2 separate regions of the Homo sapiens genome follow, and region 1 is linked to region 2. The links are chromatin contacts, found by Hi-C or POLR2A ChIA-PET in ENCODE. All regions are on one chromosome and are shown on one strand. Each heading gives the region's core, a stretch centred on a gene start or an enhancer-like site at or near the end of the contact. The rest is flanking DNA. Distances are from core to core; before and after follow the strand shown.

Region 1 (2,700 bases), core at 147-2,646, 47 kb before region 2:
GTGCAAACCAAATACCCAGGGATCTTTTACAATTCACATTCTGCTACAGTAGGTCTAGGTAGAACCTGAGATCCTGTTTCTTAAGCAATCCCAGGTGAGGCTGATGCTGCTGCTCAAAGAACCACAGGTGGAGTGCGGTTCTGGGCCCTCTGCTTAGTGTCAGTCATCCTTGGATAGTGGTAGCTGTCTCCACGAACTAGTCCCAGGTTTCCTTTTCCATTCAGTAAAAGACCACAAGACCAGATTAAGTACAGAGCGGAAGTTGCTTTCACACAAAGAGATAACAGAGCAGTGAAGGGATAACAGTTAACAAATTGTAATTATAACCATACAATTAAGTGGACGAATTTTATTTTTCTGTGACATTTTACTTCAGAGCATCTTTCCCTTGTATTTCAATATTAGAAGTAAAACCAAACATACTTCTTAGTCACCCAGTTTCTCTCTCTCTCTCTCTCTCTCGAAATTATAAAAACAATTAATGCATCCTGACCCTTGGAAATGCCTCCCAGCCCTTTAAACAAAATGCAGGTTTGGTGCCTGCCTGACGATTAGTTTTAGTTAACTGAAAATTATAGGATTGACCCAAGAGGAAAATTTTGTTTGCACTCCAATCACTTTTACAAATTAAGGAAAATTACCACAATTTTGTTTAGCTAAGGTTTCACACTGAGTTCAAGAAATTAGCTCAGCCATCCCAACAAAGTCAGCACTTTGTTAGTGAGCACTTGAAAAAATAATAGTCTTTCTGGAGTTTTGTGGTGTATACAAACGAAGCGTAGAGAAAGCTATGATGCTTTATAGAAGTAGGCCAAGTGTTTTTAATTAGGCTCATTGGTTCAGCGTAAGTTTTGAAGAATAATCAAACTAGCAGATTAGCTGTTTCTTTTAAAGCTAGGATTTCTTGCCATTCATTTTTCCCATGAGAACTTCCACATAGCAGTGTGTGTGTGTGTGTGTGTGTGTGTGTGTGTGTGTGTGTGTGTGTCTGTGTGCATGTGTGTGTGTGTGTGTGTGTGTGTGTGTTTTACAAGTCTCATTATGGGGCTGCAGGAAAAGGACCAATTGAAACTTCTGATACTGTAACATTCCCCAGCATCATTCCAATGGATGGGAGTTTTTCACAATGTTCCCCCACTGAACTCGGTGTTCTGGAACATATTTCAAAACCACAGAGGCCAAATGTTTTCTCTGAGAAGTTTGGACTCTGTTTTTGGCCGAAAACATTAGGCCTCGCTGGCTGCTTATTTACTCAGCTATTAAGAACAAGAAAAGGAGAAGAAAAAGAAGAAAATGCTTGTGTGGTGGGAGGTACAGGAGGCAATCAGGCATGGTTTCCGCTTTGGTGACAACGTCCCTGCCCATTAATGGTTCCATTTTGTGGTCAGGTCTCATTTAGAAGAAATTATTTTTAATCAGTCTTCAACAAAATATCCCCTAGAGCCACCTGGCCATAAAAGTTAGAAAAAAAAATCACCCTCATTAAATTACTTAAGTTCTCAAGAGAAAAGAGCTAGGGATCCATCATTATTTGGAGTTTTTTTAAACACTAAAAAAAAAAATTGCCATCAGTTTAAGAAATCACATCTTAGAAAATCTATATCACACTGGAATTAAGAAAAAAGTGTTGGATTTTCAAGCCTAGAAAAGTAGTTAAGGGTAAGAGCAATAAGTTGGCGCATATGCACATGTATACATCTGTGGGAAATTTAAGGTATGAAAAAATGCTTCTGGTGATCTGGCCTCAAACTGTGGGCACCAGACAAGAAGCCTTTTTTTTTTTTTTTAAATATTCTAGAAGAGAGTTCTAACCTCTCCCCATATCGGAAAAATAAAAATCTGAAGAAATTGGCACAATGATTTCCCCTCTGGTATAGTTACTTGGCTGTTAACAGTTATTGTGACATCACATCATTTCTGATGAAAGGGAATCTGTGTTCATTGGTGACCTACACATGGACCTTTTGATCATTAGCATTAAATGCCTCTACCATGCGTTGCTTGTTCATGGCTGGGGCTACTGGCCTCTGTGATTTACTCAGTTTACCTCTGCTGTCACCACTTAATAGTAAGGGTATAGAGATGGCTCATAAAACCTCTCTGTTCTTTGTATCCAAACAACTGCTCAGATCATTGCAAATGTACGGCCCCCTCCTTTGTCCACCCACAGAAGTTCACACTTCATTTTCTTTAACATCCATAGTATTTCAAGATGTGAGGCTTGGTTTTCTGGATTGGGTGAGCTAACCCTCTTATTTGTTAGTGAAATATCACTTGGAATTTTTCCCTTGAAAAATATTATTGAGCTGAAAAGTAACACCCCAAACTAAGGCCTTATTGCTGTTTTTAAAGTATGCAAGAGAGAGTTGGCATTTGTAGATGTAAATGTCTCTAAAAGTCCATAACATTAAAAAAAAAGAAAAAAGGCAGGAACAGCATGGCCTAATCTATACTAATAAAGGCAGACCTTTTGGGGAGGGAAGAATCTGACCAAGCACAGATTGCCTGCAAGCTGGCTCCCCTTGTAAGGATGGTAAGCAAGCGTACATCTCTCCCTCATTGGTTCTTCAGACCAGAGACGCACGAGGAATCCATAGCTGCTAATGTGCCATGCCCTTGTGTTTGTCCAATCAGAGTCACAGACTCTGGAAAGTGAATCCTGACTGGATTAGAAGCAGAAAAGCTCAATAGCACTTTCTA
Region 2 (2,700 bases), core at 139-2,638:
AGATGGTCTGTGGAGAGATTTACCATTAGGTTCCTCTGTCTAGCAAGAACATGGTCCCGTGCATTTCCTATGGGACAACTGGTAATTTTATAGCACGATGATATAAATGATGTGGGTCTGACTAATGGTAGGTGCCTTAGCTGTCTTCGTGCTAGAACAAAGGCAGGGGTACAATGCCAGATTCTTCCCATTGTTCCCAGTGAGGAACATTTGGGCACTGTATTCACTTTATATTTAGCACTTGCTTTACCATTTGATCTCTAGAGTCCACTGGAGGTATTGAGGAGAGTCAGGTTGGACAAAGTGGAATTCAGACATTGGCCACTTGCTAGCTATGCAACCTAGGTCAAAATTGTTTACCTCTCTGTGCCTCAATGTCCTCATCCACTAAATGTGGATGGTGCTATGTTGTACCTTTTCGAGTTTTATTACAATGACTTATTTAGCAGCCAACAAAAGGTAGCTATGATGATTTGCCAGTTGAGTGAGAATGGGACCCTTGCTTCTGAGAGCTCTTCCACCCAATCTCTGCAGAGCAGGAAATCCTAATCCTGGTGAGCAGTTGAACATGTGATTTCTCCTCTGTGCCTCAGTTTCTTCATTGATAAAATGGGGATAATTAATCATGCTAACTCATAGGGGATCATGTAAGGATAAAGAGGTCATCTCATGGGTGCCCTTGGCATAGCATCTGGCCCATAGTTGCCACTTTAAAAATACTTATCGAGCAGTGGCTCATGCTGGTAATCCCAGCAATTTGGGAAGCAGAGGTGGGAGAATTGCTTAAGGCCAGGAATTGGATACTAGCCTGGGTACCATCACAAAACCCTATCTCTACAAACTAAAAAAAACGTTAGCTAGGCATGGTGGTGTGTGCACGTAGTCCAAGCTACTTGGGAGGCTGAGGTGGAAGGGCTGCTTAAGCCTAGGTGGTCAAGGCTGCAGTGAGACATACCTACCATTGCACTCCAGCCTGGGTGACAGAGCCAGAAGACCCTGTCTCAAAGAAAAATAGAAGACAAATCTGGTTTAATGGTTGAGGTCTACGGAAACCAGACAGTTCTTTTTCTTATAAGAAAGGAAAGGAGAGAAATGGGAATCTAGGGTTGAGTTTTGTGTACTTACTTTTGAAAACACTTTTATGGTTGCATGTTATGTTCAGAAATGTTGAACAAATAGCATAGGCACGTGTCACTTTGTCCCTGATGGTAAAATTCCCAACCCTTTTTTCCTGGGTTTGGAAAGAGTAATCAAGGACACAATGGATTTGTGTGTTAAGGAAACACTCCACGGCTTGCATCTAGCCACTTGATCGTGCAAGGGCTGGCCGGAGCCCACCCCAGGAAGCTCTCAGTGTGACTCAGAGCCGAGTGGCTGTCCTCTTGGCTTTGAATGTTAAAGTGGAGCGAGAGTTCAAGGGCAGGGTCAGGAAGTGGCGGATGGAGCCAGCACAAGGTATTCCTGTGGACTTGGGAGATTTATACTCCTGCTGTCCATTGTTAGGGAGATAAAAATGGGCTGCGCCTTTCTTAGGATCATGGTCAGTGTTTGTCAAACAGGAGTGTTTCAGTGAGCTATGGACCACACACCTTAAAAAACAAACTCCTCTTTATTAAACCCATGTGTTTGTGAATAGACAAAGCTAGATTCATACAACCACCCACACATTCTGTCAAATGAAACTGCTCCAAAGACCAAGCAGACAGCTTTCCATAATAATATGCCTTTGTATACAGGCATGTGCTTTTTCAAAAAAACTTGGACGTGCTTTGTTTTATTGGAGTCCCTCCTGCGAGAGAGGCTGGGCAGCAGACATCTTTACCATTTACCAAATAGGAAAACGGGAGCAAGCGGAATCCTGCTCTGTAAATTATTTTGTCCCTGAAAGTCACCATCAGTGATAGTTGCTGTACACACAAATTTAAAATACTGTGATTATGCTAACCCCAGATGTTTTTTGGTTTCCTTTTTCATATACACAGGGAGAAAAGGGCAGGCTAAGGTTTTTAAATCACAGCATTCTGTTCTGTTTCATACAGTTTCGCCTTTCTCTCTGGATCCTGGCAGGAAGGGGAGGAACATGTGACCAACTTTGAGGTCAAGGTTGACTTTTCTTATAATTTAGAGGTGGAGGGGATGGGGAACATGGTCGATCAGAAATTCTGAGATGCTGATGGCCGCAGTGATGCAATCCAGACACATTGGGCAAGGAGCGCTCTCTGTGTTCAAGGTCAGAAATGTCTCCGCCCCCTTGCAGTTTGTTAGTTGCCTTCGTGAGTGGTCAGTGAGCCTTAGCCCTAAGGCAGTGAGTGAGAGTGAGCCCTGAGCTTAGCTGGCGTCAGGCGTGTCAGCTGTGAATCCTAGGAAGCAAGGAATGTTTACTTCATGCCTACTGTGAGCCCAGCACTGCATTATTAAGGTTTTCGAAGATCATAGAGGCCAAGAGAGTGGGCTCTCAAGTCAGAAGGATGTGCGTTTTGGAAACATGATCCCCTACTTGGTACACATGACTCAACCTCCCATGCTTCAGGTTTCTCCTCTGTAAAGCAGCTGCCTCACGGCATTGTTGTCAGGTGTTAATGAGATAATTTATGCCAAGAGGCATCCCTGGCATCTAGCAAGACTCCAGTAAATGGGGGCCACTAATCCCTGCACTGTGGGTGTTCCCCATTTTACAGATGAGAAGTTAGAGTCCCCAGA

The links. Hi-C counts contacts between places; a loop is a spot of excess contacts on that map. ChIA-PET counts read pairs that join two places held with the same protein, here RNA polymerase II (POLR2A).
Region 1: a loop to region 2 is called in a map of ovary, with 2.0 times the contacts of the local background. The contact joins two enhancer-like sites. A Hi-C loop is called at or near these places in 3 of 168 maps with a recorded cell type or tissue (heart right ventricle and ovary). POLR2A ChIA-PET finds 5 or more read pairs at or near these places in 1 of 52 experiments (OCI-LY7).

What each region holds. Positions count from the first base shown.
Region 1 is chr5:158,774,072-158,776,771 of GRCh38, reverse strand. The region is part of intron 10 of EBF1 (EBF transcription factor 1); the gene reads left to right. Among named protein-coding and RNA genes, the nearest start is that of EBF1, 320 kb to the left of the region's middle. Within about 2 kb of position 1,396, at least 11 of the 41 ENCODE cell types and tissues checked have a DNase peak (open chromatin) inside an H3K27ac peak, as active enhancers do; they include ovary, where a contact is called at or near this core.
Region 2 is chr5:158,726,884-158,729,583 of GRCh38, reverse strand. The region is part of intron 11 of EBF1 (EBF transcription factor 1); the gene reads left to right. Among named protein-coding and RNA genes, the nearest start is that of LINC02227, 320 kb to the right of the region's middle. Within about 2 kb of position 1,388, at least 8 of the 41 ENCODE cell types and tissues checked have a DNase peak (open chromatin) inside an H3K27ac peak, as active enhancers do; they include ovary, where a contact is called at or near this core.